Linked DNA regions of Homo sapiens: region 1 is linked to region 2. Evidence: chromatin loops called from intact Hi-C (ENCODE). Cell type or tissue: GM12878. All regions are shown on one strand. Links, peaks and the distances in the headings refer to the core of each region. The heading gives the core; the rest is flanking DNA.

Evidence for each region. A loop is a pair of places that touch in the nucleus more often than their neighbours do. Peaks named below come from ENCODE experiments on the same cell type or tissue, not always from the same donor. Only the 100,000 strongest peaks of a DNase experiment are listed, where the experiment ranks them.
Region 1: it touches region 2 in a loop (2.6-fold over the local background); 3 of 110 quality-filtered maps call a loop at or near these places.

Annotation. Positions count from the first base shown.
Region 1 is chr6:12,115,223-12,123,562 of GRCh38, reverse strand. HIVEP1 (HIVEP zinc finger 1) reads right to left here. Exons shown (of 9, transcript NM_002114.4): 4 at 1-3,673. Among named protein-coding and RNA genes, the nearest start is that of HIVEP1, 110 kb to the right of the region's middle. RefSeq lists enhancers at 4,165-4,274, 4,285-4,394, 4,113-4,407, 4,425-4,474. In GM12878, for the core only: no CTCF peak of the experiment used is centred there; DNase peaks (open chromatin) are centred at 4,212, 7,076 and 7,812; H3K4me3 peaks cover 1,387 bases; H3K27ac peaks cover 4,895 bases.
Region 2 is chr6:12,057,434-12,065,773 of GRCh38, reverse strand. All of the region lies in intron 2 of HIVEP1 (HIVEP zinc finger 1), which reads right to left. Among named protein-coding and RNA genes, the nearest start is that of HIVEP1, 49 kb to the right of the region's middle. In GM12878, for the core only: no CTCF peak of the experiment used is centred there; a DNase peak (open chromatin) is centred at 4,803; H3K4me3 peaks cover 3,101 bases; H3K27ac peaks cover 5,053 bases.

The DNA.
Region 1 (8,340 bases), core at 330-8,329, 58 kb before region 2:
TTTTCTTGATCATGGCATTGAGCTTCCAGGTCTCGATCTGGTTCTTCTGTGACCAAAATCTCTGGAACTTGGATGTTGTGCTGCCGGACAAGTCTTGAGGGCTGTCCTAACACATGTCGTTCACTTGGACTCTTTCTGGAGCTTTCCTGAAGTTCTCCTCTGAGAGCGTCTGATAGTGCAAGCTGGTGAGGATGAGACCCGTCCCGAGAAGGGTGACTTTCCTCTTGGGAGATTCCTATCACTTTTAGAGACCCGGACTTCCCCGTTCTATTCAGCTCCTGGAAAGAAACTGGGGAGGCTCTTTCAAAAGGCTCAGGCTTGTCAAATGAGTTGGGCCTGCTCAGGGAGTTGGTGTGCTGGATGACAGAGATTCCAGTTCCGTGTCTCTGCAGTTCTATCTTGTCCTGGGCTGCTGAACTTATCTGTTGTTCCATGATGGTCGACAGCTTGGGATCCATGGTCTGCTCAGGGCCCCTGGCAACAAGGTGAATATGGGAGTTTTGCAACTGTATATTTTTATGCTGCTGGTCACTTCTTATGGTAACATTATGTTTAGGCAAACTGGGATTACAGCCCAGAGCATTCTGAAACTGAAGGCCTTCAGAACTTTTTGGAGATGTTCCACTTTCATTTTGCTGAAGTTCTTCATCATCCCCAACACTTTTCATTTTCCTCCTTTTTCTTATCTGGGGCGTCTGTTCCCAGATGCCGGAGGACCCAGCGACTCTGTAGTGTAGAATCTGAGGCTGCAGACCGCCGGGCACAGGGCTGTGCTCAGGTTCTCTCATGGCTACCTTTGTTTTTGGTCCATGTAACTCAGAACAGTAAAATTTCTTATGATTTTCAAAATTTTCCAGTTTCCTATACCTGTTTCTACAAGTTTCACACTCAAACATTGTCCCTCGCCCTTGATGAGACTTCTTTTTTTCTATATGTGGGCCTTGTGCCAGTGCCTTGCTCCTCACTGACATGGCTTCACCAGCAGCATGGCATCCTTGGTGGCTCTCATCCAGGGACTGTCCAGTACCAAGAACATGACTTTCATTTGCTGAAGAGTCTTCTATGGCTGCTTGTCTCACAAGTGTACGGGGATGCCCACTCTGGGGCACAGGAGCGTTAGGTCCCGATACAAAGACATCATCATAGAAAGCGCCAATTTTGTCATCAAATGACTGACTTCCTCTTAGTGGATGAGGAGGAGGTATTATATTTGCAGGTACTGCTGAATAACCTGTGGTCGGCATGGAATTACTTCTTGTGATAGGTAAACAGTCAAGTGAAGGTACAGACAGAAGAAACACTTGCTTTGATTTTTCAGTAGGGGTGAAAGGTGACTTCGGTATATCAGAGCTTGAACTTGTTCTCCGTCCCACTGGTTTTAAATCAAACTGGAAAGAATCTTTAAATATGTATGATTTGGGGGAATCAATGCTTCCTCGTCTTGACAGTGAGGTTCTCCGCGGCTTCACACTATCCAGTTGCTTGTCATCTACCAAAGCTTCATTGTCTGAGATAAGCTTCGATATCCGCTCCTCAAGTGTTTTTGTGGCCAAAGGTGGGCGCATCTGACCTGGTAAAAGCAATGCCTTTTCCCCTGTGGGCAAAGCAGAGGGTGTTGACGTGGTGACAAGAGCTGCAGAGGGTCCGTTACTCCTTCCAGAGTCTTGTTCTGTGCTGGGTAACCTTCTGGCAAAGGGAGTTGGTGGACTCACTGTTTGATCGGCACTTTCAGAACGTGAAAAGTAACCAGAATCCGTACTTCCTAAACTTCGAGGACTCAGGAGCTTTCCTTGCTGCTCTTGGGAGTAATCGGTAGCCTGCTGCCTTTGTAGCTGGGCGTGTACCGTTCCTACGTGAGAGTCTTGCTTTCCTTCCAGTGGATTCATGTCGCCTTTCTGGTGGGAATTCTCATTAGTCTCCAACCTGGAGACTCCACCCTGGGACATGTTGGCTGAAAGTGGCTGTACGTTTGTCACCTGAAGGTCCTTCTGCTTTTGTGCACTAGAAAGTTCAGGCTTGGGATCCATGGCCTTTGGACTGTCAGTTCTTAAGGGGGACACAGTGACATGGTGGACCACAACTTTCGGTAACTCTGTCACAGCTTGTGATTCTGCAGATCTGTCCTGTAGCAAAAAGTCACCTATCACATTTTCTGGACTGCTTGGAGTGAAGCTTGATTTTAGTAAAGTTTCAGCATTTGACATCCTCTTTATTATGTGCACAGGCTGCAGCTCCATGGCGCCCAGGTCATGCTGTCTCTCATCAGTGGCGCCTTCCTCCTCGCTCTCCCCACTGTCTTCTACGTCTGAATGAATACTAAGTGCTTTGGGGGACTCGTGGGACAAGAACAAGCCACCAGCATCTGGTTGCAAGACAAGACCCAGTTTGATAGTATGTGCGTGGGATTTCTTGTGCTTATACAGATTACTTTTAGTCTTAAATGAAAATCCACAAGTCACACAGGGATAGGGTCGCTCTCCAGTGTGGGAGCGGATATGCTTTAAAAGCACACTAGGCTTTGCACATGCTCTATTGCAATACTCACAAATATATTTTCCTTGTTTTTTTGGCTTCTGATCTTTCAGAAGAAGATTGCACATTTGCTCTACGCTTTGATTAACAACAGAGGCAACATGAGTTGAATTATAGATTGGCATGGGGGGCGACTGTGTAGAATTAGCCGGACTTATTGACAAAGGTGAAGCAGAATCCATTTGCTGGTTTTGAGGAGTAACCTGAGATCTACTGGAAGGTGAAGTTAGGCCTACAGATGATGTCACTGCTATATTATAAACCTGTTCAAGTTTGGCATTCTCTTGATTTTGCAGATTTGTCAGTGATCCTGTGAAACCTGAACACCCCGGAAGCTGTTGATTATGTTGGTTGGATTTGGGAACAAAGTGTTCATGTTGATGATACAAATGAGAAGCTGACTGCATTGCCCCTTGCTCATTCTTCTGAGCAGCAGACATATGGACTGTGTATGAGGTACAAGAAGACTGTGATTCAGCAACCAATTCCTGTGAAGTCTGATTTGGGGCATCCATTGAACTGTTTTTTAATTTGGGAGGGGAACGTGCAGTTTTATTTGGCCTCAGTTTTTCTGTCTTAATTGCACAAGGTGAGCCCTTTTGTGACAAGGTGCTCAGTTCTGGCTCCATTGCTTTCAGTAAGACATCGAATGCAGTGTTTGTATAGGAGGGGGACGTAGTGCCACAATGAGAAGAGATGCATTCGCTATTGTCAGTCCTGGTTTTACTTGACAAGGAACTTGAGTCACATTGTTCATCGAGGTCACTGAATTTGGCAGGATCAGCGCCTTCGGATCTCCATCTACGCAGTTCAGATGGTTGCTGCAGAAACAAGGGCTTCTTTGGGGAGACAGATTCTTCAGATTTTGAGGCTTCAGCAATTATTCCAGGTGTTTCTCCATTTTGTTTGGTAAACTGCTTCCCATTTTTTACAGGAATATAATTCTGTTTCTTGTGAGACTCCGAAGCACTATGAAGAACGGCGAAAGATGACTCTTCTGTATTTTGTTTATGTTTTGCCTGAAGAGGATTTCTCAGTGGGGATTTTGGTATTTTTTTCAGGTGATTCTCAGCTACGATCTTTTTGCGTTTCACACCTTTAAGGGATTCCGAAGTTCCTTTAACACCAGCCTGTAAGATTTCTGGAAAAAACAACAACAACAACAAACAATTGGTAACATTGTACATACACCAACTATAATTTTTTGAAAATTAAGATTACTATCATAAGGACATTATGACAAGTGAAGAAAGTATTTAAGGAAAGTCTATTTTTTAAATAAAATTGCACTTCTGCATTCCGGAAATTGAACAATGATGCCAATCAAAATCTATTGAAACACTCATTCAAAGACCTAAGTGTGCATTTCTAGAATGCTTATGTTCCTTTCTTGAATAATCAACATCCTGGAACTAGATCTTTCAAAACTGAATTATCTTTCCCCTTTTCACTATCATACTTAAACAGTGCTCCATGGGGTTAAAGAAACTGGTAACTAACAAGAAGTTTTGAGCTTGTCTTACAGCACTGCAGATAAAGAAACAGCTTGTTAGAACTCCCTCTGCTTGTAACAAAACTGGTTGACTGGTTGAAGCTGGTTGGAACTGGTATGGCTGATTGGGATCTGCACAGAATAGACTTCTTGCCAGATGAGGGACTTTCTGATATCAAAGCCAGTATTTTCACCACAGGTTTCACACCAACTCCCTCCGAATTTGCAAAGGCAACCCATGAGGAAGCACGAAGAGACAACTGTGCCTGCTCAAGGGACTTTCCAAACCTCCCCTCCCTTTCCAACAATCATTAACCAACCCCAAAACTCCTCCTCCAGCATCTCCTCCTTTTATATACTGCTTTAAGCTGGTAAGGGAAGACAGAATTGAGCCCATCTCCTGCATGGCTGCCTTGCCATTAATCTTTCTCTCTATAAAAATCCAGTGATTCAGTGTTTGGCTTTTCATTGTGTGCAGACAAATGGACCTAGATTGGCTTGGTAGCAATACCTGAGGACTCTGTCTACACAACAGTCTGAGAAGGCTGGCCAAAAAGAAGAAAATTCAACCCTTTAATGCTGAGTATTTGACTGTCTTATCTCATTAAGGTTCTTTTAAAACAAACTTTTCAGCAAATTTCTAAGTATGCAAAACTGATATTTTCAGGAGAAAAGGGGCTGCTAATATAATTTCTAGAGCAGACCATAGTCAGGACAGCCATGAAGTATTGCTGATGTAGCAATTATATCAATGAACAGAAAATTATGAAACTAAAATAATCCACTTATTTGTGGTTTCTTACCAACAAAATTAAAAAGTCATAAGGTTGTAATGGGCCTTGGTTTAAAAAAAATCACCACTTTAACTCAACAAAATATTCAATGGCTATGTTTCTTTGTCATTAGCAATAGGTAGGGCAGGTAGGCAGGTAGGGAGATAGGCAGAAAGAAGGTAAAACTTATTGCAAGAGAAATGAAATCACCTTAATTTCTAGTTGTGTTGGAAATAAATCAGTATTTAAGTGACAGTGCCCACAATCTATCAACTACTGTATTTTTGAGCAATAATTACTTGCCATGATTTACTTTGGTTTCCATTTGTTGGATTGTTGGGCATATGAACAAAAAATATTCAATCGTATATTACTCTATTTGTAGAAAGCCAACTACTTAATTCTCCACTATTTTCAAATAGCTGTTGCAACGTACATATTTGAAATTCATATTAGACCAAAATGTCTACACTGTAATAACTACTTATTGAGAATAAAATTTACATTAGAAATATTCTAGTAATATTGTGACATCAGTTTATATGCTCTCATATCATAGTTTAATGAAAAAAATGCATACTATTCCATTAAAGATATATTTACCCACCATAATAAAAAAAAAAACAAAAGGGGGTCTCATAACTAAAATATTTGAGCTAAAGAACAATAGAAAAAAGTATCAGTATTATTCACTTTTACAAAATGTTGAACAAACATTTTTTTATTCTCCAATCCACTCACTCATGAAATGATGTTTTCCCACTGGTTTTCCCTTATTAAGATGAATGTAAGAAAGTCAGTGATGCACTTTTTGACTCTCATTAACTCTATCAGGCAAGTAGGCAAAGTGAAAAATGATGCTCATCAACCTGGGCTGAGTAGTCTCTCTATCCACTTCCAAAAGCTAGATGTGGGTATCATAAAGGTGAAAGCCAGGAGGCTATTAAAATAAATACAAAAACAGAGATGAGAAACCACTTGGATGAGAAGCTAGCAGAGCTGAAACACCATGGACTTAAAAATAATCTACCCATGTCAGGCCCCATCCAGGACCTATTCAACCAGAGTCTTGGACAGGGTAGGTATGCCTGTTTTGCTCTGCTTCACAAACATTTTAAGATAAACTTTTATTTTTAGATAAAGTTATGTTATTCAAAATTAAATAATGTCTTATACTCCAAAGAAAAATGCAAAATTTCAACCCAGAAATACTGTATGTGATTTAAACAACAACAACAAAAACTGTAACCTTGTACTTAAAAGAAAATGACATTGAAGTTAAGATAAAGGAATTGCTAAACTTAAGATCCATATTTCTTTATAAGAGAAACTATTTTCTATAAATCTACTGGGAGTTAAGAATTGGAAAAACACATATGTTAAATGGAACTTTTGAACTACACGTTTTGATTTTACATATAGATGACCTCCTCTCTCATTTGTCAAAGCTTATAACACTTACATTTTATCTGTATCGTTGTTTATACTTAGTTATCTATTTAATTTTAACACTTGACTGGTGCTATTCCCTTCAAAACTTTGCATACTCCCTTGTTTTCTGGCAATTTGGTTTACACCTCAGAAAACTTTTCTTCTATGATATCTTCATATACGTTTTCTGGTCAACTTTTTTTGGAATAAAGTTCTTTTATTTAGGGAAAAGGTTTTTACCTTTTGTTTTCTCTACAATTTTCTAAAGCTTTTCTCTTATGTTGACAACTGAATTGTCACACCATTAAATTCTTTACTGTTTCATATTTATTCATTAGTTTTGGACTGATAGTATTTTGTTCTCATTTTATTCCCTTAGTTCCATATTTCCCATTTCATCTCATTTTATTGTCTCATATTAAGTTTGAACTCTTGCTTAAATACATTTATGATCTTTAGTTCTGCACTTAAAAACACTTGTGTTTCTGGAGTAATATTTCCTTTAAGGCAGAATTTGGGCCTGTCTTCCACATTCTCAAGGCTCTTCTACTGCCTGAGATCATGGGGAATGGTGATCTCACTCAGCACTCAGCTGAGAACATACTCCTGACAGTCTTTTTTGAGTTGTGTTCATTCTTCTGGATTTTGTTGGATCTTCTTTCTTTAACAGGTTCACTGTCCTTGTTCAAGGGATAAAGCCCACTCTACCACTGGTGCTTGGGAGGGGAGGAGGTAGTGAGATGACCCTGGACCTTGGATCAGTCTAAATTCAAGGACTTTTTTTTTTATTGTAAGGAGGGGAGAGGCTAGTGGAGGGGATGTGAGAGATGCAAACAGAAGGACGATGGCAGGCATATGTGAGAAGAATACTGCACTATCATTTTAGAGGTGGAAGTGAAAGCAAGGTGCCTGCCTCTCCATACATTTTTCACTCTCCACCCCTTGATTCTCAAGATCTGGGGCTGAACAGCTCAGAGTGGGCAGCTAAACCATCAGGCTAGGAATTATAGACAAATACCTTCTCTCGAGAACCAAGGCCCTAGAGTGGAAGGCAGCAGACCCTTGGGTTTTCAGATAATGAAATACCTGGAATAGTTTTTTAAACTTACCCTCATCTTGATTAATTTTAAATCTATCTATTAAAGAGTGACTGGAGTTATTTTCTCTTGTCCTCTTATCTATAGAAAAGAGCACAATCATCAAACCTTGTGGCTATATCTACAACATAGTCAAGAGGATGCATAGACCATAGTGCTTCAAAGCAGAAATAAAATTGGTATGAAGAGAAGGAGGAGACAGCTGTTCACCATTAGCACTTGTGCTTTTCCATCATTTTAAAGGCAATTTGTTGTTAAGGTGAATTAAATATAAAATACATTAGAGGACACAAAGAGAAAGACCAAGCAGTAGAAGGCAGCCCAAGGATTCACATGGAGCTTATGCAATGTGATCACTCCCCACCAACCCCACCAACCAGCACCCCCCGCGAGCCTCTGCCTCAGAGGAAGTACACTGGCTTCTATTCACCACCCTGATTCCAGAAATGTTGTCATTTTGCATGTTTGTTTTTACCATTACTAAGTTTAGACATACTTGGTGTACACCAGCATTGAAACACAACCCTCTCTCCTTACACAGGGAGAACTTACAGTCAGATTGGGAAGGGAAGAGAAAGATTCAAAATAGGAGTCAGGCAGCCACTGAAAACTGTATTCTCCCACTTGTCAGTGTGCTACCGGTAATGACTGAAAATCAAGCAGAAACTCTGAGGTATCAACACATCAAAAATCCAAACACGACTTCATATAACAGATACAAAGCACACTCAGGAGAGGGACCAAAATCAGCAGCACTGCCCCTGTCAGACCACTGACCTGGGCTTCGAAAGGAAAGCCAGCACTCTTCATCAGTTAGGGAGTCAAGAACAGCTTAGAAAGACCACAGGGGCCACTTTGTTAAAAAAAAAAAAAAAAAAAAAAAAAAAGAATAGTTGGGGAAGTATAAGTTAAGATTCCTGTGTTCTATGTGAAGTCACTGACACTTTATTTTCCAAGGCACAAATCTATTTATTAGGGCTTCTATGTTTCTTTGAAGAAGAGCACCAACGAGTTT
Region 2 (8,340 bases), core at 163-8,162:
CTAAAATAAAACTGGACTTAGAGCTCTTTTCAGTTATTATATTGTAACAACCATTCAATGCACACACACACACACACACACGCACACACACACACACACACACAAAACCTACCTGGGAGGAGACCACCCTTCACCTCCATTTTCCAGAGGAGCAAACAGTGGCACACAGAAGCGAATTCACAGAGCCCGTCAGGGGAAGAACCAGCTTGAACCCAGGCAGATTTGCCTCCAGAACGGGAAGTTGCTGGTACAGTGATACTCTATGCCACATCCCTGTATTCTATGTGTGTATCAAAAGGGCGTCCTGCCTGACCTGGCAACTTCTCATCTTTCATGTGTGAGCATCAATGTCACATGCTCTTGAAGCTCTCTCCTGACACTAACTGGGAGCACTCCAGTGTGCACCAACAGCACCCCACCTCTTCTTGTGTTAAATGTATGTGTGTGACCTTGCTTGTTTCATGTCTGCATCACCCTCTAATATCAAACGCCATGATCAGAATCTATCATAGTTATTCTCCTATCCCAGGTCCCAACATTTATCCACAACTCACCAGTTTTTCATGACATGCTTTAACTCCAACTCTCAGAAACACCTACTAATGATTCCAGGAAAGTAACAGTTTCTTGCCTCCCTATACATTGCACAGACCTTTACCTAGTTCATACAATTTGGCATTTAGTTGCATCCAATTTGTCCACCATGATTTAGGTCTTTTTTGGGCCTTAAATTATCTATTATGTGTGAATCTCTTTTCCATCTGAGATGTTTTAGCAACCTGAAGATAGAAGAGCCAACCCCACAGTATGTGTACAGCCCTAGAAACACAGCATATGCTCAATATGGCTGGATTCACATCTGTTGGAGGGAAAGAACATACTGAAAATGTCTTGACTGCTTCATGAAGGCCCACTGGGAAATCGGGATGGAAAATCAAATTGAAAAATTCCTTTTGCAGGGAAAAACAGAGCAGCCACTAACTGATCTAACTGATCAACAGAAGTGTAATGGGAATATGTGTGTGTACGGCGTGGGGAGGGGACACACAAAAAATGAAAACTCCATGAAGCTGTCAGGAAAGGTAGCCTCTCCCTTCTCTTCCCTTTTGTCTTCTCTTGGGCTAGACCTAAGAACCAAGAGTTCTCAGTTCTGGCTCAAAACTGAAGTTTCATTTTACTATGGTAGAAATCACAGACAGACACATGCAGATACATACAATTTCACCAGCATAATTTTGCAGAATAAAAAAAGGTTTTATCACCACTACTGAAATAATGAACACTAAAAAGTACCTTATAATACTATCATTTAAGTTGCAATTACAATTCGTGGTGATGTCACCCACTGCTGTTAACAAACGATCATTAAGTTCTGCTTGTGATGACCTTATTGAAATAGCTCCCAAAACAGCCTGCTGAGGTTATTTGCTGAGAAAGAAAGAAACTTCATCTGGTTTCCCTGACTGTTGTAACACAGAAAGAGTCTGGAATACTTTAGTCATTACCATTTACAAAATTTATGATACATATGCCGTTCCCACTATAGGGATGCATTGCTTCCAGAAATCCGTAAACTTCAAAATTGTGACTCAAAAACACTGAGTCACAATACATTAAAAAAAATTTATTTGGTGTCCAATGAATTATTTAGTTTACAAGTAGATGCATTAGAGAAGAAAGCTCTAGGGTCAAGGCCAGAAACCTGGGTAGGAGCAAGCAACCTGGCAAGAATCCAGGAAGAGGGAATATTATATATTATACCAAGGCATGTTCCTTGCCAAAATCTGAGGTCTCTCATTTTCCAAGATCACACCTAATCTTCAAACCAAGGCAAATCATGGAAGTTTTAAATATGGGAGTCACTTGGCAGTCCCAAACTTAAGACCCAAGGTTTGCAGTGCTCAGGAAGGTCTAGGACATGCAATGATTTTTACCACTAAGAAACATATGTGAATCTCATGCATGGTGAAGCTGGTACACAAGAGGTTTCACTTGGTTGGAGAGTCAGTCTTGCAGACTGCCCAGTGACCACCTCTCAAAACCTTCACTGTTCTTTATTAAGTGCTGTCAAATGTGTAATACTCTGGCAATCCCCAAGTCCTCTGATTCTTCCTCCAAAAACCTCTCCAAGCTGCCCACTTCAGCCACCCAGATCCAAGCCCCTTCTCTCCCCAAGACATCTGCCTCTGCCTCTTTGCAGTCCTCTGCATGGCATCTGCTCCTGCCCTTCCCTGCCTTCCAACCCACCTTCCACGTGCAGCCACACCTGCCAACATGAGCCAGCTCCTCCCTCCCCACTTTCCACCAATGTCCTCATCCCAATCTTGTTTAATGCCATATAACTCCACTAGTGGTTTTTAGGTTGGGGTGATTTTGCCCCCCAAAAGGCATTTGGAAATGCCTGGAGACATCTTGGTTTACAACTGAGGGAGGAAGACTGCAATTGGCATCTAGTGGGTACAGGCCAGGGAGTCTGTCAAATATCCCGTGACACACAGGACAGTGCCCAAGACAAAGAATTATCTAGGCCAAATCATAAATGGAGCTGAGGTTGAAAAACTCTGCTAGAAATCAATAAATATTTTAATGATAACTGAAAAGCATTCAATATTACTTTAATCATATCCTCTTTATTCCTCCTTTTATTCTATTAACTATTTCCAAAAAGAGTAAAACATAATTTAGATTAGCATATTATATTTTTAAATCATGAATAATGATACGTGTTAGCAATAACTACTACTAACAGGGGAGTCTTCACATTTAGCACAAGAATGAAAGTACTCACATGTATTCTTCTAGTAAGTACCTGTGAGAAAACTAAGGCATGAAGAGGCGTAACTTCGGTCACTCAGCTAAGACAAGGAAAGCTGGGATTCCATCCCAGGACACCTGAACAGAAAGCTTTTCCCACTATGCCAGACTACACTATACTTTCAATACGCAAAATGACAGTAACGTGTGGGTGTTAGAAACTTCTCTCAGTTCAAATCCTGGTCTATCCCTTTCTTATCTTTATGACATTGAGCAAGTTACTTATAAGCCAAACCTCAGTTACCTCATCTGTAATGGGTGAGAAAATGGTACCTACCTCACAAAGTTGCATGAGATTCAGAAAAAACAAGAATAAGAATATTTAGAGTAGCACTCGGCATGTAGCTGGCACTCATTAAAGATTACTTCTTATTGTCTAACAAATACTCAAATATTTTATTCCCCATAGCCTTTTGACTTGCACGAGCAATTGAAAAAAAGAAAACCAATTTTGGCTTCCTTGCTGAATAGATGTAACTTAGAATTAATTTAAAAATTAAGAAAAATAATGAAATGTTTAATTACATCAATATCTGTATCTAATAACTCATAAATGTTTATACATTTAAATATCGTACTCAAAAGGTAAAGAAATTTAGACTTACTATACAATATTCCAAATAAAAAAGAAATGGAAGGTTTAGGAAGCCAAATAAGGTTATCATTAAAGGAATAGTTTTATATATATAATCTCTAACATGTATTAAGTAATTTCTGAAATATTTTAACTTAATGTAATAATTTCTAAGTAAATTCTAAGTAAATCTGAACATTCTACAAATTTGTTCAGTGGCACTATGTAACACCATCACCTAGATTTTACCTAACACTATACTTTTAAAAAGAAAAGATTTGGCATTCATTTCACAGATTTGACTTAGGCAACTAGTTATTCTTTAAATAAGTTGTAATATGCATTAAGCAGTCAATGACTAACAAACTGACAATGTATTATTTCACCTAAACTATTTTTGACTCTACTATAAAACAATATTAATACTTGGCTCTCATTCAAATTTCATCAGAAAACTAAGAAGTCAAGTAAGTTTCTTTATATTTGGTAAATTTAATACATCATAGGATTTCCTCACGAGAAATAGATTTTTACTTAGAAATTTTTTTTAAACTGTAGCTTGGTGTTTAAGTTAAAATTACCAATCACATTTATTTTTAAACAAAGGCAATATCCACAATGATATCCACAAGAAAACAAAAGACAAATATAATTTTCATATTCAATTTACCACTTATGTCAACAAAAGCCATAAAATGATCATACTATAAACTTGTTAGCAATTTTCTATTTGATATAAAAGTATTTCCAATAAAATATACTATAACAATGATCAAAATTCTCAAAATTCATCTCTTCAGATATAAGCATTTTATCTACAAAACATGCAAGTGATTTTCTTCTACATTTTATGCAGAAAAAAATCTTCTAACTTTCATTGTTTCGTTTTTCTTCTATTAGCCAGCTACACCACTCTGTAATATCTGTATAACAATGATACCAGGTTAGTAACACAGTCATTTCTGGTTACAGTTTAACCTACCATATTAGATTTTTCTGAGTGTATTAGTCCCACAGTAATTTATTTGACCTGCTATTGATGTCATTTACCTATATGCAAACGTGCCAATTGAAGTTAGTCTCTTTTTATAACCAGGGTGTACATTTGGTTTAATTGTTTAAACTCTTTTCATCAAATCACATCAAGTGTAGGAAATCGCATCAAAGGGTGGGAACACACACAACATTACAATCCTTTCATTTCACATAGAGAATCCACAGGCACTTGCACAAACACATCCGTCACACCCAGGGGTATGTGCACAGTCACGTTACCAGCCATGACAGGTCGGCCATCCCCATTATCTGTGCCGCCGCGGCACACCTGAGCTCCCTGCCCCTTCACGTCACATCTAGGAGCAGCTCTAAGGCAGACTCTCGCTCATGGGCTGCCTCCTGGAAGTCCTCCCCCACTACCTCTCCATGGCAACCGCAGCCACAGAGAAGCCAGTCCATCTCTTACGCAAATGAAAGGAGGCCACAAATGTCAGCAGTCACAACATCCCCATTTTCCCTCCCTACTTAATTTCCTTCTTAAAGTCACAGTAATGCATTCTTCTTATTCTGCATCCGAGAGTACCTTCCCAACCGTTTAATGGCCAGGAAAGCAACTTAGGAAAATCAGAGTTAAAAATCCATCTGTGTGACCACTTACATAACATGACTGAGAATCCAAAGATGATTATGATTTGCTGAGTTTCATTTACTGACACAGTATCTCAGCAAGCCCCCTTTATGTCTCAGCATCCTAGTATTTGAGATAAGAGTCCTTTAAGATATTAACTATCCTGTAATTTGGCTTTCTTAAAAACGACAGAGAGAGAGAGGCCATCCATTATGACAGTCAAGAAACAATCAGTACTTAATATGCATTGTTTCTTTTGCAGATTCTCATTTATTTAGAAAAGTCAAGGTTTTAAAAAATATTTTTACTTTTAAACCAAATCATCAACTATCTAATTCTACAGGAGGGAAAAACTGAACAGATTATCATTCATTATTCAATTGTTATCAGGTTTAGTTTATACTGTAATTGTCTGAAGTTTTATTTCCCAGATATATATTTAAAGAAGCAAATATAATGGCTAGTTACACTTCATATGGCTACAGAGATTGGAAAGCAGATGTAAATCCCCATTAACAAAATCATGCTTACAATAACTGTTTAATATATAGATGTCAGATTTTAAAGTATGTTTTAATCCATGGGATGCACCAAAGTATCAAATTCTGTAAGTGGTTATAAACATGTGATGGTCTAATAAAAAGAATTCCAATTGAAATAGCTTGGAACAAGATACTACTGGTGAACAATATAAACGTGGTGGGTTTAATATTCTCCAAAACATGTATTCGAAATCAATTGAAATCCAAAACAGTTATGTTTACATGAAAAACAATACAAGAGAATTAGAACATTAAAAAGTACATATATATGTATACATGTATATGCATACACATTTTTTAGTTGTCCAATGAAAAGGGCAATTTAAAAACTTGAATTCTTCAGCAAAACATTTACTAAGTATCTACCAATGTGCTACGTACCCTACAGTTTAGGGACACAGAGACATGAGGCATTTTCATGGAGGGCCACTCAGAGGCAGTGGGAGCTGTACCTCAAGCAGCCCCAACCCATCCCAGCTGAGTATTCCAGGAGGCTGCCCAGAGGGACTAGAGGTGAATCTCAGGATCAAGTTTCAGTCCACAGCAGAAAAAGACTCAAGAGATTCAGGGAAAAGCATGATGGTTAGAAACAGCACAGTAGGCGAGGAGAACCCCAGGTAGGTGGCAATGCAGGGAGCACCACCGGAGGGATGTGGCAGAAGAAGCAGTCAAGATCATGGACACAGTAACGTGAAAGGAATCTAAGCCTTTATCTTGAGGTTTAGGGTTAGAGTATAGTGTTCTAGATAACACAATAACACAATCACATTACAAATTACTCAAATTATTCATTGCTGTTGGTTCTAAATGTTTAGCGGGAATCCCCACCCAACCTCTGTACCCCGCCCCCCAAAAAATGTAGGATAAGAAAGTATGAATGTTGGCTGGGCGCAGTGGCTCACGCCTGTAATTCCAGCACTTTGGGAGGCCGAGGCAGGTGGATCACTTGAGGTCAGGAGTTGGAGACCAGCCTGGCCAACATGGCAAAACCCCATCTCTTCTAAAAATACAAAAATTAGCTAGGTACAGTGGTATCAAATTCTGTAAGTGGTTATAAACATGTGATGGTCTAATAATAATAATTCCAATTGAAATAGCCTGGAACAAGATACTACTGGTGAACAATATAATGTTCAGCTATTTGGGAGGCTAAGGCAGGAGAATTGCTTGAACCTGGGAGGTGGAGGTTGCAGTGAGCCAAGATTGTGTCACTGCACTCCAGCCTGGGCAACAAACAGAGTGACACTCTGTCTCCAAAAAAGAAAAAAAAAAAAGTAAGCATGAATGTCTATGTCTATGCGTCTCACATAAAGCAGCTGTTAACTACACAGAGCAAGGTACTAAATCAATACATATGTACATACTTACATAGATATTTACATGCATACATGCATGCTTGGTAAAATTTTCTTTTGCAAAGCTTACTAGGTCAGCCCCACGTGACTTGTATCAAGAGACCAGGAGTCTAGTTCCAGCAATACCATCACCAGTACGGAGCTGTTTGCGCCTGGGCTGCTTGCCCAAGCTGCTGGAGCCACACCTAGGAAACATGGAAAATCTACCCCCTGCCTAAAGCTTCCATTCCAGAACTTACTACCCCAAAGTAAAGTATTTGTTCAGGTTGTCTATCTTTTAGGCTAGACTTTAAGGGCAACAGCCATATTTTATTCATTTTTATATCTCTAATATCTAACGCAATATTTGTTCCAACAACAACAACAAACATATTTTGAATCAATGCTCTCCAGGTTCCTTTCAGCTATAAGATCAATGACTCTAGGATTTTAAGAGTCAACTTCAAAAGAGCCAGCCAACTTGGGAGTGGAACTAAAATGTAAATGACATCATCAACCCCTTTAACTTCCTTTTGACAATTTCTATTTCTCTAAACACATGACTGGATGAATGCTATTTTCAAAACACTAACATTTGCAGAATTACCACTAAGCACTTTATAAATGCAGTATATATAAATTTTACACTTTTTTTTTTTCCAAATCACTGGCAATATTGACACTGACAAACACTCTCAGACCAAAGCCCCCTTACATGACAGCAGCATTTTGGTTTGAAACAATCAGAATCAATCTGATTACCTAGATGCCTTCCTTCTCACACTAAAGCGATGTGACAACTCAACATGCTGGCCTCAGGGACTTATGTACTCTAAACATCTGTTTAGCAAGAAAGCCACAATTGGTTTTCTTTTTTTCAATTACTCATGCAAGTCAAAAGGCTATGGGGAATAAAATATTTGAGTATTTGTTAGACAATAAGAAGTAATCTTTAATGAGTGCAAACTACATGCCGAGTGCTACTCTAAACGTTCTTCCCCAAAATGATGCACACTATTCTTCACATTTTACAGTTACTGTATTACTATTAGAAAGGATTCTACTGACTCCCCTCCCATTGTCCAAATAATTATTAAATTTTATATTCATCATTCTAATCTATTTAGAAAGAGTTATAATATCAAATATTCAAGAAAGAAGCCTCTTAACCAATCCTGAGCATATCAGAAGAGCCTACTAACTAGAATACCCCAGAACATCAAAGTTAGGAGATACCAACTGATGGTGAAGCTTTAGAATGAGTTACTTCATGAGACTATAACACAGTCATCATCTCTGAGAGTCTTTGATAAACAGAAAACAGAACAATGGAGGTAACCTCTTCAAGTTCCTCTTATTTCTGAGATTGCGGAATCTGCAGATTAATATCAAGATCATCTCTAGACCATATACCATATACTCACATGCAAAACTACCAAAAAAGGGGTAAGG